6 separate regions of the Homo sapiens genome follow, and all the other regions are linked to region 1. The links are chromatin loops, found by intact Hi-C in ENCODE. Cell type or tissue: GM12878. All regions are shown on one strand. Region 1 holds the start of MIR137HG (MIR137 host gene). Region 2 overlaps DPYD (dihydropyrimidine dehydrogenase). Region 3 overlaps DPYD (dihydropyrimidine dehydrogenase). Region 4 has its middle 46 kb from the start of DPYD-AS1. Region 5 overlaps DPYD (dihydropyrimidine dehydrogenase). Region 6 overlaps DPYD (dihydropyrimidine dehydrogenase).

Region 1 (5,000 bases):
CTGCGGGGAGAGCGATGACTCCCACGCCCCCGCGTCCGCACCAACCGCGCCTCGCGCTTCTGGAGCCGCAAAGCTCAGGCCCACTTAGAGAGGCAACGATTTGTCTATGGATGTCCTGTGTAACCACACCTTTGCTTTGGCTTCCTTTCCTCGATCTGAAATCCAAGGTGGTGGTTGATTTTTTCGCTCTCCTACTCTCCCAGAGGAGGCCCCGGTCCGAGCCAGCGCTGGCGGGCTGCGGCTGCTGAAACTAGAGTTCCTGTGGCCAGAATGGTGCCCCTTGCCCGCTCCAGGGCTTCAGAGAAGAGCGAGCCCGGCCCGGGGCTAGGGTGTCCGGCCTGCCCCGCGAAGGCGCGCTGGGCCTGGAGACTTTGCGCTCTTCACTTCGCCAGACGAGAGTTTAGCCCGGGGCCCGTCCGCGACACCTGGCCTCCGGCGGTTTTCGGGACCCTCTCTCAAAACTGCGCGAGCGCCGAGATCACTCTGGTATTAGCTCCCTTTAGATGAGGAAGGCATTGTATCTTTCTAAGGGGGTCTCTCAGACCTAAGTTATTTTGGTCTGCAGTGGTAGTAATGGCCTTGAATTTGTTTAAACTTACTGCCCACGACACCCTCTCCCCAAATCCCCCTACACCCACACAGTACGCTCCATCACGGCCACCACCACTCCCACTCCATTTGCATTTGAAAACCTCTGGAAACATAAGCGCTTTCAGGATGAACTCTCTCTCTCTCTCTCACTCTCTCTCTCTCTCACTGTCTCTCTCTCTCTCTCTCTCTCTCACACACACACACACACACACACACACACACACACAGCCCGCCAAGTGGAAACTGAGTTGAGTCATAGGATGCATATGAATAGGATTGGATGGTCCTTTGCTTCTGCGGATAAGAATGTTTAATAACCCAGGATTCCGGGCAATAACAGCATTACAGGGTTTCTAGAACTCTGTTCTGATCCTTTAGAAATTGTTAGAACAATAGTAATGATAGTAGGAGGAGAAGTAGGACTATGTTTTTCAAGGCACTTGCAAGCAATCTGCTACATCGTTTATGGGAGAACTTAAAAATATTCCCCTTGATTAAGACTCACAGGTCAAATATCATCTCTCTTTTCTGCATGCTAATTAAAAGCAACTCTGTTCTTAGGTATTTGACAGTCATTTGAATCAAGATACTTGAAAATTTCTGACTCAATAGCAATGTGCTTCAGTACACACAATCAAGTATAATCATATATATGTGAGATATGACTTTGAAGAGGAGATGACTTTTTTAAAAAAAAGACGCATACTCAAAGACAACTAGAAATGGCTGCTGCAGGCAACCAGTCACTGCTCTGACTACAACATATTTGTGCAATTAATAGTCTCACAACCTAGTCCAAATCCCCTCTTTACTTGGAGCAGGAGTGTTAATGAACTGTAGATGCAAAGCTCTTAATGTATAGATGTAGTGTCCTCTTGAAATTTAACAAGCTTTGAAAATGTAATAAAACAGAGATAAGTATTCAGGTTATTTTTAGTTTGTGTTGGCTTGTTGTGTTTTTAATATTGTTTAAAATATGACACAGTTATCCTCAGTTCCTATCCCATATGTCCATTCTGGAGGATCCAGAAAACATATCAGTAGTTAGGGTAACAAAAAATCCTCCAAAAAAGACCCAAGTTTTGCCAGTAAACTTTAAGTCTTTATTGAGCATTTCATAATAGCTTTAAAAAAACAAAGTGCGGTTCATGTTTCTAGCTACTTTCATACAATGTTGAAATAATACTATAATTTGACTAGGTAAGATTCTTATTGATTGCTAATTTGGTGTTAGAATTGATTATATTTCACATAATGATATCCCACTGCTCAATGAGATGAATATTTATGTAATAGGGAAATACCATTGCTGGTTTCTTTACAACTCAGTGTGAATAGCCACATCGTTGACTTCCAAAGAATAAAAGAATCTTTCCATAAACCTTCTGAAGTCGTTTCTATAAACTTGCTCCACTTTCTAATATTGTGAAAGAGTTGATGTAATTTAATTTCTATTCTGTCAATTATAAATTTATTTCATCTTGGCAAGGTGCCCTATTTGGAAAAGTTGATTGTGGGAAAGGATGATAGTATAGCAGGAATATGGAGGTTGAAATAATGTTTAATTTTATAATCAAGATAAATGGTGTAATTGACCTCATCATATCAGGAGCAGGGAGAATCTGAAATGGTTTGATTTGCACACACTTCATTGAGTCTACCAAAAGCATACTGATATCAAATTGCCCAGGGCTATATATTTATTATGAGAATTCATAATTCCAATCCTGTTACATATGTTTTTTTTTTAATTTTGCTGGATCTTATGGAATAAGGATAAGGGAAGATGAAGAAAACTATACTAAATGTGTCAAAATGCTCCTTGTATCACAACAAAGTGGATGGTTTACTCAATGCAGCTAAATTCTCAGAAGAAAAACTGAAGTCACATCTTTAAAGAGCATTTTTCTTAATGTACTACCTATCTGTAAATAAATAGTTTAAACCATAATGAAAGCAAACTTAAAAAGTTGACTCTAGTTAAATATTGGGAGAGACTGAGTAACTTGTGTACCATCAATTTCCTGAGGACTTGGCCAAATTCTGCCTGCACTTTCAGCCTAACCTGCAGGGGGCAATAGCTTGACACGAATGACAACAAAGGCTGCTGAACTATTAGACTTGAATATCTGACTATGACCCTGGAATGTTGTGTAGGTTGGAAAGAGTGCTTAATTAATGTATATTGAAACAAAAGATCAGGTAAATTGTTTGATTTGTCTTCAAGCTATATTTTTAGACTAATTTAATTCATAACTGTTAGGTTTTTTTTTCCTTAAAGAGATTATCAAAGTTTTAGGAGACACATTCATCTTTAGAATTTTCCTGAACACTAATTGTTTACTACAGAATTTATGTAATGTATGTTACCAAAGAAAAGACAGCAGAATCAAAGTGACCATAGTTTTCAGTGTTCAAATGGATGACAAAAATCAGAGGAAATATGGAATTTTGAGATATATTTAATAAAAGATAGTCACATATCTAGATAATAAACCCTATTTCAATATTTTTTAAACCTATAACTATAAATGGGTGGGGGGCAGTCATCCCATTGTTTGCAATATGTCTTCTTTCCATGTATCAAACATTATTTTTTAAAACTGGTTTAAACTTAAAATCACGATCAACAATTAGTGAGTTATCTCTTTTATTGCTATATATTTTTCTATTACAAGTGGAATAGAATTTATTGGCTATCGATAATCCACACTCTCTTTCCCTCCTTCTCGGTATTTCCACTCCCTCCCCCATCCCTATATTTCCCCATCAACTGATCTGGGAAGACTGGAAACAGACCAAAAGGGGTTTTGGCTAGAGAGAGTAATTACAGAATTAGAAAGGAAAACTCTTCTCATCTCCTCACTGCAATCATACTTAATGTTCATTATGTCAATTTTAAATGATACAAAATGCCTTCCCCAAAAGGCATCCTGGTTTTAAGAAGTCAAAAGGGTACCTGGCATTAAACAACCTTGAATCAATCCTGGTGGGATTAACTGGACTGAGTTTCTGTATACTGCACATGCTATGGATCTACTTTGATCACAGTAAGGAAAAAAATGAGAATAGATTTTTTTTTTAAAGAATTGCTGCACAGGAGTGTTCCGTTTCTTTTATATGGCAGAGTTTGATCTTGATAAAAACCTTTTAAAACATCCTTTTCCCCCCACTATGGTAAAGAGATCATATCTGTTTTTGCTTTTCTTTAAGAAAAGAAAATGGGGATTGCTTACACGGGGAAAGAAAATTTTATTCTCCAACACCCCCTCCCATTCTACTAAACCATTTTAGTCGACATATGTTTGTTATCAGAGAGAGGTGCTGTGAACACACAGCCATTTTCTTAGCAGCTTTTTGACTGTATGTTACCATAGTCCCACAAGGCATTGGTCCTTTCCCATTGGGAAGTCATGAATAAGAGACTATGAAGCTTGCACGTCAGATCTTCCTCAATTAATCCACCATTAGCATGTTTGGGATCCACTACTGGATGGTTAACAGCAGCTTTTGTAACTGTACGCCGACCATATCGAATTATGCTCTGCTAAAAATGAACTCTTTGCAGACCAACCCTCTCGGCTGTCAGTGTTTTCCGTTTTCCTATTTTAACGTTTGTGTATAGTGGCAGGCGACAGATGGTGTAGATCAGATCGATTTGATTGCATTAGATGATTTTTTCCCTTCCCCACTCCTTTCTGGAAGCTCGCATCAGCTGAAGGCTATCGCCTGGGACTCCTCGGAAGCATGAGCAAGCCGCCACCACGCGAAGGCACTGGGGCACAGCCAGCGCGAGGCGCCGAGGTCCCTTCCCAAGGCTTGTTAACACTGTAACCCGGCACTCGGAGAGAAGAAGCAGCTCACACTGCCCAGAGCCTACCTCACTGCACATCAGATGACTCCCTGGCTTCTACACACAGTTGGAGTTCCGCTTGAAACCTGGATTTAGAGGGTAAGCACTTCAATCGAGATGGATTTGTGACAGTTACTTTGCCATACAGCAAGACAAATCTCAGCAAACGTAAAGGATGTAGGATGTATGGCAGAGGCAGACTATGTTTACATCGAAAAATGTGTTTCTTTTTGTCTGAGAACGAGAGTATTATTCAGTAAAGATGTGTATACTCTTTTTCCATTGACTGTAAGAGTCGACTACCACCCTCCTCCCGATTTTTTCTCTCTCCTTGGTGTTTCCCCCTTTCTACTTGAGAGGGAAGGAGAGAGGGAGAGGGAGGGAGTCAAGGGGGAAGAGAAAGAGGGAGAAGGGGGGGAGAGAGAGAGAGAGAGAGAGAGAGGCATTTCAGCTTTAGCTTAATTGGCTTATTTCCTCAAACCCATTGCTTTGTCGCGTTTCTTTATGTATTTTTGGTTGCAAATTGCGAAGCGATTAACTGGGATGGGTGTTGGAG
Region 2 (5,000 bases), 230 kb after region 1:
AGGAGATGGAGACTATCCTGGCTAACACGGTGAAACCCCGTCTCTACTAAATATGCAAAAAATTAGCCGGGTATGGTGGCGGGGGCCTGTAGTCCCAGCTATTTTGGAGGCTGAGGCAGGAGAATGGCATGAACCGGGGAGGTGGAGCTTGAAGTCAGCAGAGATCACGCCACTGCCCTTCAGCCTGGGTGACAGAGTGAGACTCCGTCTCAAAAAAAACAAAAAACAAAAAACAAAACAAACAAACAAAAAAAGACAAGTGTTTGAGGTAATAGATATGCTAATTACCTTGATTTGATCATTACACAATCTAATATGTATTGAAACATCACACTGTATCCAATAAATATGTGCAACTATTATGTGCCAATTAAAAACAAACTTATTTTAAAAAACTTATGCAAATGGGGACAATCACAAAATTAAAAGACATCAATGTACTATATTGCCATATGTATGACAGATTTTAAAAATTGGGAACTCAGTAGATAATTGGCAAACTATGATTAAGTAACCCTTGGAAATATTCAACTCTAATGGCAAACAAAAAGTGTAAATTTCACAAAAAATACACCAATCTCTTGCTTATTGCTGCTAATGCAGTTTGGTGGGAAGTTTTTGAGTGCTAGAGATGGAATAGCGAGACAGCCATTCTCACAGATGGCTAGAGATGGAATGGTGAGACAGCCATTCTCACATTCTCAGAGGATTGAAAATTACTGCTGCATTTAAGGAAAGGATTGTGTCACTAAGTATTAAGAGACTTAAAACAAACATACTTTTTTTTGTATTAATTTACCTTCTAGGAATATATTATGCAGAAGCCATAGAAATTATGCATAATATGAATGTGATACTCAAATTATGGAATATAACCCTGAACAAATTTTACAGGAACTAATTGTCTACCATTAAGACAATAGACAAGGCAATTATATGTATATAACATAAATATATATAAATGTATATATTACATATAAATATATATTATTTATATATTCATATTTAGAATTTTACAATATTTATAAATTTATAAAGTATATAAAATCTGTGTATATATACAGATATATAATATATTTATATTTACAGATATATACACAGATTTACATATATTTAAAATAAATCTGTGTGTGTGTATATATATATAGAGAGAGAGAGAGAAACAAAATTGCTTGTAGAATATTATCTCAACTGAATATAAAAAATGCAGAGAAAAAATAGGAATGAAATGTGGCTATTACATCTGGCTGGTTGGCGTAAAGATAATTTTTTGAGGCGTATGCTTTTCCATTCTATATTTTCTGTAATGGGAATATATTATGAATAATTAGAAAAACAGTGAAGGAAAAATGGAGAAAACTAAAAATATGAAATAAATACTGGAATCAATAGTAAGAATCAGATTTGAGACTCCAACTGTAATTTTAGGTAAATTAATTATTTTACTCTTACTTTTTTGTAAAATGGGATTTAAAATCTCCTAGGATTTATATGAGGAACTAGGATATAGAGGAGAGAATGCTTTGTAATTTATGAAAATTAATAAAAATAAGATATAAAATATAATGTTTGTATACATTTTTCCTTTTAATGTTGTATGTGCTTACAAGAATTACATGTGTAATGTATAAATAATGGAATTCAATGGAGAAGTTCACTGCAGTCTTAGCATATAGAATACTAGAAGCTGTATATCTTGTCCAACTTCTACATAGTCTATTGTAGTGCCATGGGTGTGGAAATCTTATACAGCATTTCTGAAAATGATAATCAAAGAAAAAGCATTTTAAGGACAGGAAAAAAGTGCATCATCTCTAGGTCAAATCTCTGGTTTATAGTATGATAATGAATTTAGAGGTAAAATTCTCAACTTCTTTTCATCATATTCTTTCTTTATCTTGGTTGATTCAACTCTGTAATCATGCCAAAGGGATTTGATTTCTTTACTATCATATTCTGTACCTATTTTAGCCCCTGTGATAAATCCTGAACAGTAAAGGGAAGGATGGGGCCACTTTTAACATTGTGTTGTATTTTTTTTTTTTTTTTTTTGAGGTGGAGTTTCAGTCTTGTTGTCCAGGCTGGAGTGCATTGTTGCGGTCTCGGCTCACTGCAACTTCCGCCTCCCAGGTTGAAGAGATTCTCCTGCCTCAGCCTCCCAAGTAGCTGGGATTACAGGCATGTGCCACCATGCCTGGCTAATTTGTGTATTTTTATTAGAGATGGGGCTTCACCATGTTGGTAAGGCTGCTCTCGAACTCCTGACCTCAGGTGATCTGCCCTCCTCGGCCTCCAATGTGTTGTCTTTTTGTCCCTTTTCAGTCTCACAGGCAGTAGAGGGCTATGGGTAATAGATATATGCAATTGGAAGGTACTTGAATTGAATAACTTGAGAAAAGGTGACGTCAGATTCTGAAAAAGAAGAGGTACATATAGAATATACTCATTAATAAAAAAAATAAAAATACTATTGGGAGTTTTTTACAGTGTATTTCTTAATACACATAAAATATAGATTGTTAATAGATTTATGAGTATATCTCTATGGCAAGAATACAAATTATTTTTGGAGTGCCAACATTGCCATTAGGCATTGTTTTATTTGCAGAGCGAAGTCTATTCAGTGAGATCTGTTATATTTACATTAGTACTATAAAGATGAACTACCAGTACAGAATGTCTCTGAAATGTATTCTTTTTCGCTTGGCTTTATCACGTGTTAAGAATTTTGTCACTAGATGGTGATGTTGAGTTGCACAGTTTATCTGTGCTGGCTTTTTTACTGGTGTGTGTATACTATTTGTAGGTGCATCATAAACAGCCATTTATACAGAGTTAAATATAAAAGTATAGCCATGTAAACTTGGAAAGTAGCTTTTAAGAGGTCTAACATTTCTAAATATTATTTGAGTCAAAAGGTTAAAATTGCTTTAATGTCATTGTTTCTTTACCTTCAACTCAAGGACTTTTAGAGGTGGAAGCAATATAAATAGCAATCTAACTTTTTATTGAAAGGCTGAGGTCCGAAAAGAGATACCAAGACATTTAAAAGAGGTAGTTTTTCAGCTTTTCAGGTATGTCCCGTCTGTGTGTATTAGCCTAATGTATGTCTTTAATTTCACTCCTCTGTTAGTATTCAGTAGTACTGGTGTTGACTACCATCTGACCTAAGGGTTGTGTTACTACTGGAACCTAGGTATTATTTTAGCTGTTTATGATTTGGGTTATGTTAATATTGCATCTGTTGCTAAATATAATGGTTGAATTACACTGATACTTTAACTGATACTTCTACATGAACCATGACTCCGAGGAAGCTGTGATTAGTAAACCATGAACCGAGTAATTTTGTTCCTCTGAATAAGATTTAAAGATAATAATATGGCCATTATTCTACTTTATCTTATTCTTAGAGATTTGTGTGTGTGCATGTGTATGCATATTTCTATATGTGGTATGTATTATATAGATATTACATGTGTGTATATGTATGGATATATTTCTCTATAAAATCTCCTCTTTGCAGTCAAGGAAAACTTGCACTGTGACAGCATTTGGAGTTTGGACTTCCCTTGCCTTTCAGGTGTATTCATTAGGATTACAAAGATTTAAGGAAATTTTATGGAATTCTTTTAAAATAGTTAAAAATGGAAGAGTGGAAGGACAAGGCATGCTAAGTATTTGAGATTAGCAAATTGATTAAGTAGTTTACAAAGTAAATATAAAGCTATGAGGGAAAAATCAAAGTGGCATTGAAGAAGAATATAAAATAAATAAAATGAGAAAGTATTAACAAAATACTTCCAGTGAAATTAGCAGGTTGTTTAATAGTATGGAAAGTAAATAATTTTTTAAACATTCTGAAAATGTTATGTAATGATGGAAGTAGTAATACATGATTTAACGTTTGTAACTTTTTTTTAATTTTCAAAGTGTTGAAAAACAAATTCCTTTATAATCAGAAATGCCCATGTATAAGGGTATATTTTAACTACTTGAAAAGTTTGAGCAGTGAGATTGGATTCAGAAGCAATGTTTCAACTCTTTTCTATTTTAATCATTTCTAAAATTCTATCTTAATTATGTTTTTCCAAGTTTTCTATCACTAAATAGATCAGCAGGAACCTCCTGAAAGCCCTACTCCCCAAATCAGCAGAGAAGAGTATTCTCTTGTCTTCTATGCACAGAGAACATGTTATCTTTATCATTTCTATTACAGAAAAACACATATTTCACCATGTCCAGAGCAGGTTCTTTGATTTGGTTTATGCCACCTAACACATGAGGAAGTCAATCAGGATGAGTACTTTCAGATTTTTTTGAAATCAAAAGACAAAAGTGCATGATTACTTTACATAATCATGCACCTGCCCTAATAAATATCATTGAAATACAGGTCAGAAAATATATGTAATTAGTCTTATGTAATTTTTGTAATGTATGTGATTAATTTCGTGTACCTTGAGTAATATGAATGTATGTATATGTCTTTATACACCTATATACACAGGCACACACATGGATACACACATTTGGTAATTTATATAATTAGTTTCATGTACATTTTGTAATATGAATGTGTGTATATGTCTTTATACACATATATACACATGCACACACACGGATACACACATTTGGTATTATCTGTTTGCCATGTAAATTAGGAATATTACTTCCATTCATTCACTTTAGGAGTGAGTGAAAGCAAGATTTGACACTCAGTTTCCAATCTCACTGCTCAAATGGCCCAAATATAATTTAATTGGGGAAATAGAAGAAAACAATTATATTAGCTGTTACCAGTGTTTAGTAAAATCAACCATATGGTCGGCAACAATGCTTCTGGATTATTTATGGATTTGTTATTAACTGTCATTTATAAATACAGAATTCTTTCAATTTAGAATCTTTTCCTTCACTTTAAACTTGAATTAGAATTCAAAGGTGAGAAATATTGATTACATAATTATCAAGTACAAATCTGGTGAAACAGTAGAAAA
Region 3 (5,000 bases), 380 kb after region 1:
ATGCAAAGACATATTCATTAGTTCTGATTAATGACTCAAAGCCACTCTTAAGTCATTCCTACTTTGATGCCTTATAATTATGTCAAGTATTACATTACTGTGCTGAATATCAGATATTTTCTTTAAGTATTTTTGGTTAATTTTTAATGGTAGTACTCGCTAGGGTATTTAATGAGCGTTTTGTGATGAAGATGATGATATAAGGAAATGTTTTTTAAAATCATGGCTTTTTCTACTCGTAGAAGTCTTTACATGTTGTAGATGATCAATAAATATCTGTTGAAGTATTGATTAATTATTAACTCTAATTAACCCTATTAACTCATGATGTCTTCCGTATTATTGTAAAAAAGGAGATAATTTATTAATCACTAAGGTTATTTTAACATTATACAGCTTATATTCTTTTTATTTTAAAAAACCTTTTATAAAACACAAATTATATTTTAAAATATTTTATCTTCTTTGCATTTACCTTCTTTGTGTTTATCTTCTTTGTATTTCTTTGGATGGAGACATGGAGGAATTTTTATTATATTTTTCTATATATGTTTCATGGAATAAAGACATATTTTACTTATGGTAGTTACCTAAATTAGAGAAGTAAAACAGTTCTTTTTGGTATTTTCATTGTTTAAGCATTAATTTTCTTTTAGTAGTTTCCAATGGTTTAATTAACTCTTAAAGTGAAGTTGATAAGAGAATTGGAAAATTACTGAACTAAGAAAAATGTTGTCTTTCAACTGCTATTTATGGCTGCCAGTTACATTTTTTGTGGGAGATAATTATCATTTGAACCTGGAAGGGGTTATTAGTGAACATATACTATGGGTATTATCTTAGTCTTGCTGGGCTGCTATGCCAAAATAGCATAGACTGGGTGGCTTCAATAACAAACATTTATTTTCTCACAATTCTGGAGGCTAGAAGTCTGAGATCAGAATGCCAGCATGGCTGGGTTCTGGTGAAGGCCCTCTTCCTGGCTTGAAGATGTCTGCCTTCTCCCTGTGTGTTCCTATGGCCTTTCCTTGGTTTATCCGCATGGAAAGAGAAAGACCTCTGACGTTTCTTCTTTCTATAAGGGCACTAATCCCATGATGGGGGCCCCACCTTCATGAGTTTAACTAAAACTAATTACATCCCAAAGGCCCCATCTCCAAGTACCATCATGTTTGAGATTAGGGCTTCAGCATATGACATTTGTCCTTAGGATCATCATGATGTTTTGTTTTGTTTTACGTTTGGTAATCATACTATAGGTCTGCATTGTCCTCTAAAGGTAGAATATTGATGTTGAAGGATAAATTTTAGGATACTTAACAAAATTAGAAGTTACTGAGATAGTGGATATTGTCAAGAAGACTTTTGGAACATCACAGTACACAACCCTTCCCCTCCGCCCACTGTAATTCAATGAAGCTAAATGTGGAGAATTCAAGACTACATTGTATTCATGTGCACAGTACACAGTGGTTTTCAAATAGAGCTAGGAGATGTACTGTTGGATAGCTATTTTCACACTACAAACCACACAGCTCTTATCTTACGAATCGCTGCTATGTAAAGTTTGGTGAACTGAAGAAGACATACACAGAAGAAAAGAGGGGTTAGTAAGAGAAAAGGAAAATGGCATGGAAATGGCAGGGATTGATGCAAGTTGGAGGAAACTAGGCATATTTCCATATATGATATATATTTCTTTCTAGAACAATCTTACCAAAGTACAGAAATGTGAAATTTTGGGGGATAATTTATGTTTTATCCGTTCCTTATTTCCTGTTTATTCCAGTTAAGCTATGCCATCTTTCGTTAGCAGGATTAAAGTGATCTAATAATCTCTTTCTCTGTCATTTAAACAGCTTTTTTGACTTTAAGTGCTTAACACCTGTATACTCTAAAGCAAGACCAAAGCTTTTAAGGGACTGCATTAAATATTTTAAGTAAATCTATTTTAGAAGCAATGCAATTGAAATTTATATCAAATCAGTTTTTCTTCAGATCTTGCCTTTGAATGGCTTAAGAGGTGTCCAAAACAGTCATATTGTTCCCACCTTCCCAAATACAATCTAGTTTGGTTATATTACTTTTCTATTTCTTAAACTCATATTACTTAGTACTGTTATAAGTTATGTCAGGAATTTATGGGAAAAACAATACTGCAAGAATGATTACAATATGAAGTCAGAAACATAAACTCTTAAAATGCATTATTAAGCATTAATACTGTGGACATCTAAGAAAGTTTTATTTTTAAAACAACGTTTTGACTTATTTACTTTCCTATCTCAAAATATGTAAGGAATCTTGATGTGTGTTGTCATCTTCTGATTAACCATGCAGTGCCACCTGGTGTGCAGATGGAAAGAACATTACACATCAGAGGCTCTGTTCACACCCACCCCCACCATACACAAACTTACATGGCAGAAAGTTAACAGATGTTCATTTTGCTTTTGTTACTGAGATACGTTGTGCATCCAACTCTTAATTCATAAGTTAAATTTGGAGATTAAGATATTGGTATTTGGGTTAATCAGTCAAAGATTATATTAATACATCCATTATGAGAATAAAGTAATATTTAATTGGAAAATTGCTGCTTTGGATCTTTAAAGTCTTATTTTGTGTTTCTATTCTTTCCTTTTTTTAAAAAAAATACTTGGTAGTTTTGTCTATTGAGCCTTATCATTTATATTTTACTAATAAATTTATCATTCCTAGAATACTGTAGTTTAAAACTGATTGCTATTTAATTTCTCCCTGGTTAAGTTTCCATTTTACAGGAAAAAATAGCCCTTCTTTTGTCTTTGGAGATTGTATCACAGTCAGGTATTTTTCCACTTCTCTTACTCTTTTAATGCCACTGTTGGTTGATCACATTTTAAAGTTGGTTGATCATATTTTTAAGCTTCTGCAATATACCTAGCAGTGTGCTAGCAATTATATGTTACAGAAAAATTAAAGAGGTTATTATATATTTAGAAAAGTAATTAATGCATTTTAAAAATAAGAACTTTGTGCATATAAATATAATAAATAGAATAGCTACATTTATTGAGTTCTGTGCAAAGTCATGTTTAATTCTCACAAAGTAATTTTGGATTGGTATTATTCATATCTCTATTTTACATTTATGTAAATGGTGTCTAACAGATATTAAGTAACCTTCTCAAGTACTAGAACCTGGATTTAACTGAGGTCCCTCTGAAACCAAAGCCCTACTCTTGGCTAATACATTAAGTTGGCAGAATTTAATCATTTTTTAAAATTTATTTATGCTTTCTTAAAAAATATTTTAAATTAATTCTTTTTTAAAAATTGTGGTAAGTACACATAGCATAAAATATACCACCTTCATCATCTTTAAGTGAATAGTGGGATTAAGTACATTCACATCGTTGTGCAACCATCAGCACTATTCATCCACAGAACTCTTTTCATCTTGCAAAACTGAAACTATACCTATTAAGCAACAAATCTATGAATTTGACTATTCTATGTACCTAGTATGGGTGGAATCATACATTATATATTTTGTGTGTGAATGGCTTATTTCACTTAGCATAATGTCTCAACCTTCATTCATGTTGTAGCATGTGTCACAATTTTATTCTTTTTTAAGACTGAATAATTTTTTATGTATATATCACATTTTGTTTAACATTAATCAATCAATGGACATTGGATGGTTTCTGACTTTTGGATATTGGGAATAATGCTCCCACAAACATAGGTTATACAGATATTTCTTTGAGTCCTTGATTTCATCTCTTTTGGCCACACATCCATATGTGGAATTGCTAGATAATTTGGCAACTCTGTTTAACTTTTTGAGGAGCCAACATACTGTTTCCAAAGTAGCTACACCATTTTATATTTCATCAACAGTGAAAAAAAGTTCCAGTTTCTTCACATCATCGCCAACATTTGCTAGTTTGTTTTTGTGTGTTTTTTGATAGTAGCTATCCTAATGGATGTAAGTAGTATATAATGATTTTTCATTTGCTTTTCATTTGCAGCCTGCTTGTTACCAACAGAAACTTGCAGTGATAATATATAGATAAAAAAAATTTTTAAGTATATAAACATATGATTAATCAACAAGATGAATTAGAAAATAAGAACCTCTCCTATAAAAATTAAATGGCATTCACATTTTTTGATATTTTGAGGGCCTCAATTAGATTATATGCCAAAGGGATGAAGATAGAGGGCCAAATTCAGCATGAAGACCAGTTTTGAATTGGCAAATTATAGAGAGGACTATTAAGAGATAGCAAAATATCTTATATTTAAATTTCTAACTAATAAAGTGAGTTGTCTACAAAATTTGTCTATAAATGAACAGATATCAAATATTTTGTATGTTGTGGGCTGTATGGTCTCTTTTGTAGATATTCAGCTCTTTACATTTGTAGTATGAAAGCAGTCTTAGAGTATATGTAAACAAATGAATATGGCTATGTGCCAATAAAACTTTATTTAAAAAAATGAGTAGCAGGGCGGATTTGCTCAGCAGATGATGCACCAAAAAATTACTTAAGAACATTAGTTGCTTATATTTTCTTCTTGTTTTAAGAAAAAACATTTTAAGTGGAAATCTAGTTGAAATATAAATCAAGTGAACTTTTGTCTAATAGAACCTGACTTGTTTTGCATGCATGCATCTGTTTGTGGAATTTAAGAACAACAACATAGGTAGCAGAAGAGATAGCTATCCCTGATTATTTTGTACTAGAACTTTAAAATAGCTGAATTTTTGTGAAACCCCCCATGGTGAGAAACCAACCTTGCTTCTCACTCCTTAATTACTGTTTTAGCAAATAGCTTATTTGAAAGGTGTATCCAAAAATATGTTTTCCTGATACCATGCTTGTGTTATTTTTTTTAAATATTACTAACACAAGCTGCTGTTTTTATTTCTAAAGTGTAGTGTTTTGTCCTTTTAAAGTACATCTTCAATAAATAACTTTATACTTGATTTTGTAATCAAAGAAAAA
Region 4 (5,000 bases), 1.0 Mb after region 1:
GAATCTGTTAACTCTGTTTTCTATTCATACACTTTAGCTAAATAAGGATTATCTTTAAATAAATTGAATTATTTTCTTCAAAATTATTATTATTAATTTCTATATTTTTTGAACACCTATCATGTCTAAGTAAATTTGCAAAGTGCTTAAAATATGTTATCTCATTTAATACATGAAACAACAGCTATATGAAGAAGGTACTGCTATCCTCATTTTATGGTGAAGGAAACTGACGTTCAAAGAGAACTTGTACAAGATTTCACAATGAATAAGTAGGATTTGAATCTTAATAGATCTGATCCCAAAGCCAGCGCTGGCATTCATTAGGGAAAGTGCCACCCTCAACTCTTTGTTTCTGCTCATATAAATATTGTAACAACACGTAAAATATTTACATTCCCTCCAAGGCATGTTGTCCTGGGAGGGGGGAGAAAAGTCTGAGAGAAGATTGTTCATAATAATTAAACTCATAAAACAAGAAAGCAGGTTTGAATCAGACATAAAATCTTTAAACCAAGAATGGTTTGGTGAGGCTAACTGCACACATATGAATAATTTTCAGTACTGAATAAAGACTTTGTACCAACCATTGAAATAAGGAAAAGACTTTTTACAGAACACAGGAGGTTTTTATTTTTAATTTATTTACTTTTTTTACTCTTTTTAAAGAACAGCTTGACTGAGATATAATTCTAATACCATAAAATTCACCTAAAGAGTACAAGGTAATGGTTTTCAGTGTACTCACAAAATTGTGCAATCACTGCCACAATCAATTTTAGAACATTTTTTATCACCTCCTTCTCTAAAAAACCCTTGTGCCCATTGTCACCATTGTCTTCTTTTCCCCTCTCCTCCCCTCCCCAATCACCCCAACTCTAGGAAACCATTAATCTACATATCTCTATAGAGTTGCTCATTTTGGACATTTCACAAAAATAGAACCATACATTATATAGCCATTAGTGTTTGGCTTTTTTTACTTAGTGTAATATTTTCAGGGTTCATCCATGCTGTGGCATGTATCAGTACTTCATTTCTTTTTATGGCTGAATAAGAACCCATTGTATGTATAAATCACATTTTGTCCACTGACAGACATTTGGGTTGTTTCCACGTTTTGGTTATTATGGCTATTATGAACAATCCCGCTATGAACTTTTGTGTACAAGTTTTTGTGGGGACACATGTTTTCATTTTCCTTGAGGCTCTGTTTGTTTTTATGTCATCCTTATCTAATAAAAAGGTGGGGCTCAAACATACTCTGGTGACCAAAGACCTTGTGGAATTCTAAACTATAATCACATCAGAGCTTTACTTTTACATTCTGTGAGTTATACGTTAGAGACAGAGTGATTAATTCAGACACCATTGCTCAGGGTTCTTAGCCACTCTTACAACTTTCATGAAGATATTCAACTCATTCTTTTCTAAGTGACAATAATTATTGAAGCTCTTTAAAACCCTAAATTTAAAAAGTACAAGAAAGCATTTACATAAAATAAAACTTACTAAAGTCTCAGATAGAATAATCTATCTTACCTACTTATCAAATATACATTTTTGAAATACTACTTCTTCAATTCAATTAGATGCTTAGATAAATAAGACCTAAAACAGTAGAAGTGAGTGGCACTCTATTTTTCACTTCTCAGTACTAACATTGTGAAGGATTCTTCAAGTTTCTTCTCTTCCAGCGGTGACAAAGCTAAGACCTAGACTTCAATAGACCCAAAGGAGTGGGTCTGGTTTCTTTTTCATTAAGTTATATGATTCAGTAATAGATGAGAATGTTTTGTAATTAGAAATAAACACATCATTTATTTGTTGAGAGCAAAACTCTATAGGCTGTTCCTAATGGGGAGCTGTTTCCTTGAATTGAAGGTGAGAGTTTATCTTCGGTCTGAGTCATATGGAGGAATCATGAGAATCATAATCCCTGCTAAGGTACAAAGAGTCCAGAGGAAGGTTAAGAGTAAATTCTTGATATTTTTAAAAGATGACTTGTGGGTTCCAAGCATAGCATTAACTTCCATTTTAGAATCCAATAGAAATTGCATCAGCTAATAAGCTAAATGAGGCTTTTTAACAGTTGCTTCTCATCTCTGCACAAGAGGGCAGCCTTTCACCAAAACCAAGGAAACACTTGGGCAGAAGTGTGCTAATGTATATAGAGACCCCCTCCAATCATAGAACTTCCATGAAGAGCTCCCTTGACATAAAGAATGAAGAAATTATGAGATAGTTAATACCATGTGCCCGTGTGCTGTCAATCCCAGAAAATGTCTGCACATTAATATTGCCACATAAATGTTTGCAGTTTCAGTGATATTTTGGGTTTAATGTTACATAAATATTGTTTGAATTTCTTAAACTACTGTGGACAATTATGGACTATTGAAATTAATGATAGGAATAATACATTTTCTAAATAAAAAAACCTATTCGTGCAATTAAATCACTCGACCCTAAATTTTTTTTCTATATCTCATGAGAATGTTTTCTTAGTGGTTATCCATTATTAGATTTCAAGGTTTTAGAATCAAATTGCCAAAATCAATTCCAAATGAATAATAATTCATATTGGGACAATTATAAATTTAAATTATAAAATACAGTCAAAAAGATTTACCGAGAAATTAAGAGAAACCAAAGAGGGTTGCTATGTGCATACACTTCCAAAATAATTAACCACATTTGCCAGGAAATACATAATTTAAATGTATCATGATGAAACCAAAATGCGATTAAAAAGGGGGCTAAAGTTAATTTGTCACATAGAAAGGTAAATGTAACTGTCTTTACATTCAAAGCTTTGCAACAATATTTTCATGAAGTGTAAAGTAACCACAACCCTTTTGTTTCTCTTCAAGTTTATGGAACTTTCAACTAAACATTTCACAGGAAATTACTGTCTCCAAGAATATAAAAGGTTTTATATAAAGGATGCTGATCAGTTGTTCTCCATGGACACAGAGGTGCAAACAAGCAGAAATTGGTTTAATAAAGCAGAAGATATTTCAACTGGACACAAAGCAGAACTTCTTGACTATCATGGAGATAAAGAAAAATGGGGGAATCTTTCCAATAAATGTTTAAAGATAACTGTAAAAAAATCTAGTGAAATGGATAAGAGATGTCTTTACTTTTACTACTTATATTTACAAAATTGAGTACTAGACAGAAAATAATGTGTACACAATATCATTTCAACCATTTTATTTTATGTTTCAATAAAGTAATACTTTCATACTAATAAACTAATAGAGCAAACAAGGAATAGCATTTCAATTTCCTTCAGGTTTTTGTTTTGTAGATAGACACAAGTATATTTTGTCATATACATTGTAAGAACTGGGCTTCCTTTACATAACATTTACTGGTGGGGAAATACAAAAGACAGCCAATGTAGATAAAAATGTTTTTCAATTCTTACTTGCTCAACAAATTTTACCAAACTGAAAGCTCCTTAACTGTAGGGACATTAGGTGCCAAGTACTCTGTCTGGCACATAGTAGACTTTCAGTATAGGTTTATTGAATTATGTTTCCATAAAATTACAGCTTTTTTCTGTATCATTATGAGAATCAAACTCTAATTCTTAGTTTCATTTTCACAGAATGCAAGCAGGATTGGAGAGAGAGCTAAACTGGAGGTATGTATAATGGTTTATAAAGCCCTTTCACAATTTTCATGAACCTGTACTACTTTTCACTTGCTTTTAAGCAAACCATACTAACCAAATACTTACAGTCTTTACTGAGAGTAAATATTTAATCAACAACAAATATTTATCTGAAATTTGCTATGTACAAGACATCATGCCAGGTGCTAGGGATGCAGCTATAAGCAAGGTAGGCACTGTTTCTGCCTTCCTGGAGCTTACATTCTAGAAAATGTAACCAAATTCAGTTGGCAATTAAGCATTTAATTACAGGTGCTATAAGTGATACAAGGAAGAAGTCCAGGGAGTTATGAAAGAATATTCACAGGACTTACTGATGGAAGGGAAAAAATGTCATTACAGGATAGAAATCATTGAAGTTGAGAACTGATTTCATAAACAGAGCTTCAAAGAGCAAGTAGCAGAAGTTAGGTGGGGAGTTCATGGAGGGTATAGTGGGATGATTACATGTCGGAGGAAAGAACATAAGCAAAGACCTAAGTCAGGGAAAAGAATGGCACCATACAGGAAAGAAAATGAGGCAAAGTTGCCAAATGTGGAGAGGGAGAGGAAGTTTCTCAGCATGATCAAAAGAGCAAAAAAGGCATAAAAAGATAAAGATGGAAGACCAAATGAAGACACTACCTGCTGCGGAGAGGCTCACTTCTCATTGGTCTTTCCTTTATTCCATACCAAAACTACCTTTCGTTGCTCTTCTGCAACTGATTTCTACAAGCCCCACCACATTCCTAACCACGTGTCAGTTCCCACTCTGCAGAAAACATAATGTAAACTCTAGTGCAGTTGCTTTTGCCTATAGAAGCATCTCTTTGAGGATTTAATCATAATGTAGAATATTCTCTATCAGTGCCATGCTGAAATGGGAGGCATAAATGATGCATAATTCTTGAAAACCCCATTGTAGACTTGGGTCTTTATAACAAAATAAAAGCTCCATATTAAACTATAAGGCATTATGCTTCCATAAAATAAATTAAATAAATGGCCAGCAGGGGTGTTTTACACAATTTATTGGTGCCCTCTACAGTCAATGCTACATCTCATTAGTGGCTCTGTCACTCATGAAAGATGTGGCACCCATCAGCATCCTTCATTAACTTAAAGCATGTGCCCACACATCAAATATATATTTTTTAATTATGGGAACAAGCTATAAAGCAGATGTGTGTGTGTGTGTGTGTGTGTGTGTGTGTGTGTGTGTGTGTGCCTGCCATGAACAGCAGAGAGCATTCAAAACCCTCCAAAGCTCTCTTTGTTTTTGTTTTGTTTGTTTTTTTTCTTTTTAACCAAAATGGTGAATAAGATACAGTCTCGT
Region 5 (5,000 bases), 860 kb after region 1:
GTTGTATTTTTGTAAGTCTGCTTCCTTTACTAGAAAATAACCTCACTTTTCTTACCCATCTTTGTATCTAAGTTCTCTAGACATGCACTGAACATGGTAATGCCTTAATAAATGTTGACTGAAGAAGTGAACTGATGACTAAATGAATGTTGAAAGAAAAAAGCTTATTGGTAACATTAAGAATTAGTAATCACTTGACTTACCAAGCCATTACTTTTTCCATTACATCAGAAAAGAAAAGAATATGTAAAGAAATAACCTTTGAACTTAAAGTTCCTTTTTATGTGTGAATTGAGTTTGGTAAAAATAACATGGAAAAAGCCAGAATAGAAGGAGTGAGATAGACAGGTGAGCAACCTTTATGCCTTCTTGACTTGGCAAAATATGCCTAGATTATAAGCTTCTTGACGGCCTAGAACACAGACTGTGTGCCAGTGCCTAATGCAATGTCTACCATGTAGGAGTAATGGCATGGTAGCTGAATTGAACATACTGATCAATCATTAATATATTTTTAGAATCTATCTTAAATGTCACTTCTTTTGTGAGTCTGTCTATGACCCTCTTCCTTGGCCTCCAAGAAAGTCAAATCACTCCTTTTTATTTTATTACAGCCCATGGTTCCTACAACTAGTATTGCAAGTACTGCATTTTCTTTAATTGTATATCTTCTTGTCCAGTGCTGCAGGTCATTACAAGCATTTTGAAGGAAAGATAATATCTTATTCATACTGGAGTTTGCAAGCACCTAGCACAATGCTACATGTTTATAGAATTAAATTGCACGAATTATCTGTTGTGTCCTTATTTAGGAGGAAAAAAGAAAGTCAATGTATAATTAAAATTCCAGCTAGATCCTTTTAAGAACAGCAGCAGTCATTTTAGAAGAAAACAATAAACCTGCCAAATTACTGTACTTTCAGTAGGTTTCAAAAATGATGAAATACATATTGGTGATATTAATAAATGAACATAATCTGTGCTCATTAAAAGGCTCTCATTAGGATAAAATCAGAAATTCTGTCATGGTGGTTGTACAGCAACTCTGAAAACAAGGATTTGTTTTGATAATAGAAACCAAAATTGTATCCATATGACCAGATACATCATTCTCAGTTATTGATAAAACAATTCTAAAATTCATATGCAACCAAAAAAGAGTCCAAATAGCCAAAGCAAATTTGACAAAAAGTTCAAAGCTGGAGTCATCACATTACCTGACCTCAAATTATACAATTAGGCTGTGGTAATAAAAACAGCATGGTACTGGTACAAAAATAGACACATGGATCAATGGAACAGAATAAAGAACCCAGAAAGAAAGCCACATATCTACAGTCAACTGACCTTTGACAAAGTTGACAAAAAGTATACACTAGGACAAGGACACCTTTTTCAATAAATAGTGCTGGGATGATTGGATTGCCATATGCATAAAAATTGAATTATACTTCTACCTCTAACCATATTTAAAAATCCCCTCAAAACCCATCAAAGACTTAAATGTAAGATCTGAAACTATAAAAGTACTAGAAAAAAATCTAAGGAAAACTCTTCTGGACATGAGTCTAGGCAAAAATAATTATGACAAAGACCTCAAAAACAAATGCAACAAAACCAAAAATAGACAAATGGGACTTAAAATAAAAAGCTTCTGCACAGCAAATGAAATAATCGAGATAACAGAAGGCCTACAGAATAGGAGAAAATATATTCAAACTACGTATCCAACAGGGACTGTCACCCAGAATTTACAAAGAACTCAAACAACTCAACAACAACAACAAACAAGTAACCCCTATTAAAAAGTACGCAAAGGACGTGAACAGACATTTTTCAAAAGAAGACAAACCCCATCAAGCATATAAAAAACTGTTCAACATCACTAATCATCAGAGAAATGTAAATTAAAACCACAATGAGATATTATCTTATACCAGTCAGAATGGCTCTTACTAAAAAGTCAAAAAATAACAGATGTAGGTGAGGATGTGGGAAAAAAAAGGGAATGCTTATACATTTTTGGTGGGAATGTAAATAGTTCAAACCCTGTGGAAAAGAGTATAGAGATTTCTCAGAGAACTGAAAATAAAACTACCATTCACCTCAGCAATCCTACTATTGGGTTTATATCCAAAGGAAAAGACATCATTACATCAAAAAAATACATTCATATGTTTATGGCAGCACTATTCACGATAGCAAAGATATGGAATAAAGCTAAATGTACTTTGACAGATAATAAAGAAAATGTAGAATACTATTCAGCCATAAAAAAAGAATGAAATCATGTATTTTATAGCAACATCGATGGATCTGGAAGCCATTTTCTTTTTTATTTTTTTAATTTATTTTTATTTATTTATTTGAGACACAGTCTTGCTCTGTCACCCAGGCTGGAGTGCAGTGGCACGTTCTCGGCTCACTGCAACCCTGCCTCTCAGATTCAAGCGATTCTCATGGCTGAGCCTCCCCAGTAGCTGGGATTACAGGCGTCTGCCACCACGCCCAGCTAATTTTTGTATTTTTAGTAGAGACAGCGTTCCTCCATGTTGTCCAGGCTGTTCTCGAACTCCTCACCTCAAGTGATCCACCCACCTCAGCCTCCCAGAGTTCTGGGCTTACAAGCATGAGCCACTGTGCCCTCTGGAGGCCATTATTTTAAGTGAAACAACTCAGAAAAAGAAAGTCAAATACTGCATGTTCCCACTTGTGAGTGGAAGTTAATTAATGTGTACACATGCACATAGAGTGTGGAATAATAGTCATTGGAGTCTCAAAACGGTGGGAGGGTAGAAGCAGGGTGTAGGATGAGGAATTGGGTAGAAGCAGGATATGGGATGAGGAATTGCTTAACGGGTACAATGTACATTACTCGTGTGATGGTTACACTAAAAGCTCAAACTTCACCACTATGCAATATATCCATGTAACAAAACTGCACTTGTACCCCTTAATTTTATACTAATAAAAAAAACTGAAATAACACAATTTCATAAAACTATTGCTATTTGGTTGTGGTAATATTATATGTAGATGTCTAATTATCTATTTTTTTCCTTTCTGGAAAGTTATTCAACACAGAGAATAAAGCAGTGTCCAAAGAAATGTGTAAATGTCAACAGCAAGACCCTTACCAAAAGCATAATGACAGTTTCAAAAGAGGATACTATAATTTCCTATTTACAACTTTAAAAGTTTTGTATCTTCTATGCCACTTATTTTCCCTTATTGAAATATAAATTACTTGGAGGAAAAATACAGAGGTCTTAAATGAACCATTTGACAAGTTGTGACAAACACATATATCCGTGAAATCCTCACCTCTGCCAAAGCATGCAACATTGCCAACACCTTAGAAGCTGCCTTGTGCACTTTTCCAGCCATTACATCTTCCTTTACCACCACCAGAAGCAAACACCATCTAGCACCTGCCACCATAGATTAGTTTGTTCATGTTTTTTAGCATTCACATAAATGGAATTCTACAGAATATGTATTTTTGTATGTGTTGCAACTTTCACTCACTATAATATTACAGAGATTTTTTCATATTATTGTAGGTATTAGTTCATTTTTGTTGGTAAATAATACTATATTTTATTAAAATACCACAATTTATTTACTCTAAGTTGTATTTAGGCTGTTTTCACTTTTTTGGTGTTATAAATATTTTTGCTATAAACATACTTGCATAACTCCTTTTGTGAACATGTTTTCATTTCTCTTGGCTAGTACATAGAAGTATAATTTCTCAGTCATAAGGTGGATGCATAAGTTTTACAAGAAACTTCCAAACAGAGTTCCAAAGTGGCTTTACTCTTTCACAGTCCTACCAGCTGTGGGTGGGTGTTTGGTTCTTCTATGTTCCAGCCACCTTTTGATATTCTCAGTCTTTTTAGTTTCAGCTATTCTAGTACATATGTGTTGATATCTCATTGTGATTTTAATTTTCTTCTCCCTAATAAGAAGATGTTAACTCTTCTTTATGTTCTTATTGGCCTTCCATGTATCTTACTCTGTGAACTGTCTATTCAAATATTTTGTCCATTTTTTAATTTTTTAATTGATTTCTTGGAGTTCTTAATCATTCTAGTTATAAGTCCTTAGATCAGCAAAAGCATTTGACAAAATCCAACATCCAATCATAATAATGGCCTTCAGCAATTCATTAATAGAAGGAAACGTCTACAAAAATCCTATACCTAGTATCATACTTAATGTTGAAAGGATAAATTATTTTCTCTTAAGATCAAGAGCTGGGCAAGAATGTCCATTCTTTCTACTTCTATTCAATATTGTACTGGAAGTCCTAACCAGCGCAATAAGGTCATAAAAATAAATAAATGATATTTACATTGGAAAAAAATGGGCTTGCACTGTCTTTATTTGCAGATGGTAAGATTGTGTGCATAGAAAATCCTAAAGAACCTATAAATACACTATTAAAATAATAAGTGAATTTAACAAAGTTTCATAATACAAAAACAATGTACAATAATAGTTCTGTTTCTACATGAACAATTGGAACAATGAACTGGAAATTAAAATTTTAAAATGTCATTTACAATGGCATGTAAAAACTATAAAATACTTAGGAACAAATTAAAATATATGTAGTATCTGCACTGAAAGAATTGCTTTCACAGCGACGTGGATACATGCAGCCAACAAGCGTATGAAAAAAAGCTCAGTGTCACTGATCATTAGAGAAATGCAAATAAAAGCACACTAAAATACCATCTCTCACCAATCAGAATGGTTATTAATAAAAACTCAAAAAATAATAGATGCTGGTGAGGTTGCAGAGAAAACAGAATGCTTGTACACTGTCAATGGAAGTGCAAATTAGTTCAACCATTGTGGAAAGCAGTGTGTTGATTCCTCAAAGAGCAAAAAAAAGAACTGCTATTCTACCCAGCAATCCCATTGCCAAATATATACCCAAAGGAACATAAATCATTCTACCATGAAGACACATGAACACATATGTTTATTGC
Region 6 (5,000 bases), 810 kb after region 1:
AACAGCCATGGTGCTGGGTACAAGAAATAATTTTGACTGAAAATGATTTTTCATTTTTTACCCTATTGAAATTTAGGAAGAAATGTTATTGTCAACTAATTGATAGAGCAACTAAACAGTAGGATCTCTCTTTTTCAAAGTGCCTGGTCAGTTTTAGAGTGAGCATTGATTCAGAGGGTTCAGATAAGGGCCCAGGTAGAGATGTCCTTGTCCACACCACATCTTTGAGAGTTGTACAGGCCAAAGAAGAGAACAAAACGCCATCAACTGCTGTACAGCCTGTGTTTCAGTAGACTCTGAGGGACACAGCCTTATCACAGAGCATAGAGATTAACACATGTAATTCTTTGTAAAGTGAAAGAGAATGTGTTGCTGAGAGTGAAAGGAATGGTTTTACAGTACAGCAAGTGCTGCCATGGACACCCTGGCCATAGAACCACCCACAGAGTAAACAGAGCACAGGATTTCAGAGAGAAAAGAAATTGTGATTTTCCAAAGGAAGAAGTAATAGGATCCTAATGGATGTGGAACCTCTTTTTTATTTTTCTGTATGTTCTCAGAATAATGCCCACTTGTTATCCTGGATTCTCCCAAGAGTAAAATGAAACTCCGGTCATCGGCATTATCATTGTCATTATAATCTTCCTCCTTCTCCTACTCAAATAATCATTTTTGAAAACACATAGAATGGTGAGATTTTTATGCTGTGTAACATTTGCTCTGGACATCCTTAAGCAAAATCACATGAGAAATATTACTTCAAGTCCACTAAGTCTGTCATAGGTGAGAATAATTTCTTGGCTGGGGAAATATGTCTTTTTTAAATAGTTCTTCTATTTATACTTATAGGTAAACCTTTAAAATTGTAGGCAAAAAGCATTGCCAGAAGCTCTTATTTGGAGAGATTGAGGCATGTGTTAATCTGGAAATAAAGAAAAGTCCTCACATTCAAACCCGGCAGTGAATTTTATGGTGATATTGCAGACTAATTGTCTTATTGTTGTAATGCATTATCTAACCACACGGCCCTGCCTTTCTTACATGCACATACTATTTAATTCCTTGAGCCTGAATTTCCATGTCTGTAAAATGGAGATAATGTATATGTGACTTGTAATGATGTCGTGAGGATATAAATAACGAGTGAATAATTTAGCAGAGCAACTGGTACTTAATAGGTTCTCAAGTTATTTCAGTCTAACCATAAAAATAATATTGCCACTGGCTTTGAATTCTAATTTTATTTTTTCATATGAAGTGGACACCAGCTTAAAAATTATAAAGGCTTCAAATAGTTTTACCACTCGCAACCAAGACACACTGTATAATCCCACATCAATGGATCTTAGTAGTATAAGGAACTGAATAGCAAGGAAGAAACTGAGTTAGAACTCTGGTCTATTTTAAATGATAAATACTAGCTGCGATGTAAAACCATTTGTGCGTTTCCTCAATAACTCTACTTTGAAAGTGCACACCATTTTTAAAGTAAAAGTACATTTAAGGTTGATAGTAAGAAAAATTTACTACTTGTTCCTGCATCAAGGTTTTAGAGCAAATAATACAATGAAGGTATTATACATATTCGTAGATATATATGATTATAGTTCACACCAGCCTATCACATAAATCAACTTGTAAAACTCTCCTTTCTTGTTTCCAAAGAGAGTACATATGATACGGCATCTACCATGGAAACTAAACCAACTTGGAAATAGCAATAATGTCCTTAATTCAGTAATTCTTTTTCTTTTAGCTGTGTTTTTCCTCTGGGTAAACCTCTCTGCGCACTGGATTTCTTTCTAAATCTGAATGTCCTCTCTGGCCATATTGAAGAATGTGCTCACTGTACTGTTTCATTAAACTGCTGTGTTGTCGGGTAATTGTTTAAACATAATGCCATAGCACTATCAAAAGGAAAGGTGAACTAATGGCATTTGCAAATGTCAGGGATTATCTTAACACTTTTATTATAGTTTATAAAAAGTAGGTTCAGGGCATTTCATGGCAATTATTTCTACAGAAATTGGTTATTTAAATAAATTGCTAATTATCTGAAGATGACAGTATTGAAAATGCTACTAATGAGTTGTTTAATAAGTGTAGCTTGTGGTGGCCACCTACAGGTTGAAAATAGAAAGAACATACATATAGACTAATTATGCCTAGTAAATGCCATATATTTTTCTCTCTAGTGACAAATTTAAAGACATTTAGCTCTTCATGCCATCTTTTGAGTCTTGGACAGTATAGTGAGTTTCTAAGCTCCTCATAAATTTGGTTTTGGTTCTAAAACAAATTTCACTTTGCTTCTGTAATTGTCTTTGTCCTATTATTCTTGGACATAATTATCTTTAGTTATAGCTAGTATGATTTTATAATTTATCATCTGAACTGGGATACTTTTAGACCAAAGGAAGATAGCTATTGTTACATTATGTAATTACAAATAAATACAGGTATAATAAACTGGGACTCTCTTGGGCAAACTGGGCTATATGGTTACTCTAGTTATACAATTACTAGCTATTCTACTTCTAATTTAATTTTTATCCAACAATTAATATAATGTCTATTTTTCTATAATGTTGATTTTTATGGTTTTATCATACCTGGATAATATATCTTTATTAATTATAACAATTATTATTATTAACTCTTCTTTCTAAAGCTTAATTTATATCCAGACACTTAAAATCAGGAAGCAGCATAGCATTGTGGTTAAGAGCATGGTGTTGGGAGTCAGGTAGGCCTGGATTCAAATACTGGACCCATACTTTCTAACAGAGTGATCTTGAGGATGTGGCATTTATCCCTGCTGAATCTCAGTTTACACATCTATAAAAATAGAGACAGAAATATCTATTTCATAGTAATGTGACCAGCACAATGTATGCAAAAATAAATAGGAAACTATCTGTCAATTAGAAAGCACTCAAAAGAGGAGCATTTATATTTAACATATTTAATCTTAAAAGTTAACTCATACTTGCTTCTTTTCTAAGTTAATCACTGGTATCTGTTGGAAAACTATAGAGCATATAAAATTGCTCTTAAACTACCAAGAATAAGTTATAGTATCCCCAGATTTTGAATTGGAAGAGAAAAACTAATCCAATATTTCCTGTAGTACAGAGAAGTCTTTCTGTTGCATCTTGCTGTCAAGTAGCCATCAAGATTCAAGGAATAGGGAAGTTCCATTGTAGCTGCTTTCATTGCTGAATTTACAATAAATTAATTATAAAAATAAGAATAATAAAACCAATCGTGTATGCTGAATTGTTCGTTCCAATTTGCTACATAGGATAAGCCCTTTTTTTCATGATTATCCTTCAAATATTTGATGACCATTTATAGGATTTCTTTTAATCACTATATAGATATATATGATATGTGTGTGAGAAAGACAGATCAAGAGAGATCATCCTATTCACTCTGTTGTGTTTGTAGATCTTTTATCTAAAATATTGGACACAGAACCAAACATGTTCTTTGTAATGTACAGAGGATAGAATCACTGTATGTATCACTCATATATAAAAATGTCACATCATATATACTGATGATGCTTATTCTCGTAAGGTGAATTTTAGGAACATTATAAAAATAGATATTTTTACTACAGAAGTAAATTATAACACCATTTTATCAAAAAGAATCCAACAATAAAAAGTATATATATATAAACTTGAAAGGTCTTCAATCCCTTTACTGCAGGACTCACCCCCTTTCCCAGAGATGATACCTGTGAACAGTATGAAATTCAACATTATATGCATTTACATGCACACATACTAAATGTAATCACATACTTTTTTGCCAACAATGGGAGCATACCATATATATTGCTCTGCTACTTGTGATTAACTCTTAACATTATAAATTAGAGCTATTTGCGTGTCAATTTTAAAGGTTTTCTGGAATATCATATCTTGGTGAACTATAATTTATTTAATAGAGTAACTACTCATGATCCTTTAGATTGTTTTCTACGGTTTTTCTATAGAAAGTAATACTTCCAGGAACATTGTTGTATATGTAACTTTGTGTCTAAGCACTAATGGAACAGATTCTTCAAAAAAGACTTAGAAGATATATATATATATATATATATATATATATATATATATATATATATACACACGCACACACACGTTGCAAATTACACTTAAAAATCTAATAAAGATTTATTCACACAGATACACACATTTACTACCATAGACTCAAGCTATGAATATTCATAATTTTGAAGCCAATGAAATAATATATGGGTTACAAAAGGAACCCCAAATGTTATATCTAGGAATGAATATTAACAACCCTTAAAAATTAAGTGTTTATCCTTATATGTGTTATAGCTGAATGTTTATTTTTCTGATCAATTTTCTCTGGCTTTGACACTAATATTAGCTTATACACATTATAAGCTAGGCACTGTGCCAAGTCTTTCCCATGAGTTGTATCATCTAATACATCCAAACTCCCTGGAATATTATTAGTATTAATGTCCTTGTTTTTTAATTAGGGAAAACCAATGTTTTAGGAAGTTGAGGAGCTTGCTCAAAGCTACAATTGTATAAAGCAAATGGTTTGAGACTTACACCTAATTGGTTGGACTTCCTCTGTGTTCTCATAGCATCAGTCTGTACTGATACTAGTTTTCTTAGGCAAAAATAATCCAGAGATGGTTCTTTTGGTAATTGCTGCATTGTCACTTCTCAATAATAACTGAAAATGGGAACTTTCATGTCGCAGAGACTTTATTTTTAATGTATTACATCCTTTTTAAACTACGTGACACTGGATAAGTTATTTATTCAGCTTGAGCTTCTCTTCCTTTATGTACAAAATAGAGAGGACAGCACCTAGCTTCAGAGTTACAAGGGTTAAAGTACACAGTGTACATGAAGCCCCTGCCTCAGTGTCTGCACGTGGAAATCACTCTATGAATGAGTGATCCTACTCATTCCAGTAACAGTAGCTGACACTTTCAGAAAGGA

Evidence for each region. A loop is a pair of places that touch in the nucleus more often than their neighbours do. Peaks named below come from ENCODE experiments on the same cell type or tissue, not always from the same donor. Only the 100,000 strongest peaks of a DNase experiment are listed, where the experiment ranks them.
Region 2: a loop joins it to region 1, with 5 times the contacts of the local background. A loop is called at or near these places in 16 of 110 quality-filtered maps.
Region 3: it touches region 1 in a loop (10-fold over the local background); 22 of 110 quality-filtered maps call a loop at or near these places.
Region 4: a loop joins it to region 1, with 3 times the contacts of the local background. A loop is called at or near these places in 3 of 110 quality-filtered maps.
Region 5: it touches region 1 in a loop (5-fold over the local background); 18 of 110 quality-filtered maps call a loop at or near these places.
Region 6: a loop joins it to region 1, with 8 times the contacts of the local background. A loop is called at or near these places in 22 of 110 quality-filtered maps.

What each region holds. Positions count from the first base shown.
Region 1 is chr1:98,048,921-98,053,920 of GRCh38, reverse strand. MIR137HG (MIR137 host gene) reads left to right here and starts at 4,228. Exons shown (of 5, transcript NR_046105.1): 1 at 4,228-4,543. In GM12878, a CTCF peak has its summit at 2,655 (motif pointing right); a DNase peak (open chromatin) is centred at 2,650; H3K4me3 peaks cover 373 bases.
Region 2 is chr1:97,818,384-97,823,383 of GRCh38, reverse strand. The region is part of intron 3 of DPYD (dihydropyrimidine dehydrogenase); the gene reads left to right. Among named protein-coding and RNA genes, the nearest start is that of DPYD-AS2, 24 kb to the right of the region's middle. In GM12878, a CTCF peak has its summit at 2,741 (motif pointing right); no DNase peak of the experiment used is centred here.
Region 3 is chr1:97,666,497-97,671,496 of GRCh38, reverse strand. The region is part of intron 8 of DPYD (dihydropyrimidine dehydrogenase); the gene reads left to right. Among named protein-coding and RNA genes, the nearest start is that of DPYD-AS2, 130 kb to the left of the region's middle. In GM12878, a CTCF peak has its summit at 2,353 (motif pointing left); no DNase peak of the experiment used is centred here.
Region 4 is chr1:97,047,763-97,052,762 of GRCh38, reverse strand. No RefSeq gene overlaps it. Among named protein-coding and RNA genes, the nearest start is that of DPYD-AS1, 46 kb to the left of the region's middle. In GM12878, a CTCF peak has its summit at 2,103 (motif pointing right); no DNase peak of the experiment used is centred here.
Region 5 is chr1:97,184,216-97,189,215 of GRCh38, reverse strand. All of the region lies in intron 20 of DPYD (dihydropyrimidine dehydrogenase), which reads left to right. The region is part of intron 1 of DPYD-AS1 (DPYD antisense RNA 1); the gene reads right to left. Among named protein-coding and RNA genes, the nearest start is that of DPYD-AS1, 91 kb to the right of the region's middle. In GM12878, a CTCF peak has its summit at 2,645 (motif pointing left); no DNase peak of the experiment used is centred here.
Region 6 is chr1:97,241,264-97,246,263 of GRCh38, reverse strand. All of the region lies in intron 18 of DPYD (dihydropyrimidine dehydrogenase), which reads left to right. All of the region lies in intron 1 of DPYD-AS1 (DPYD antisense RNA 1), which reads right to left. Among named protein-coding and RNA genes, the nearest start is that of DPYD-AS1, 150 kb to the right of the region's middle. In GM12878, no CTCF peak of the experiment used is centred here; a DNase peak (open chromatin) is centred at 2,112.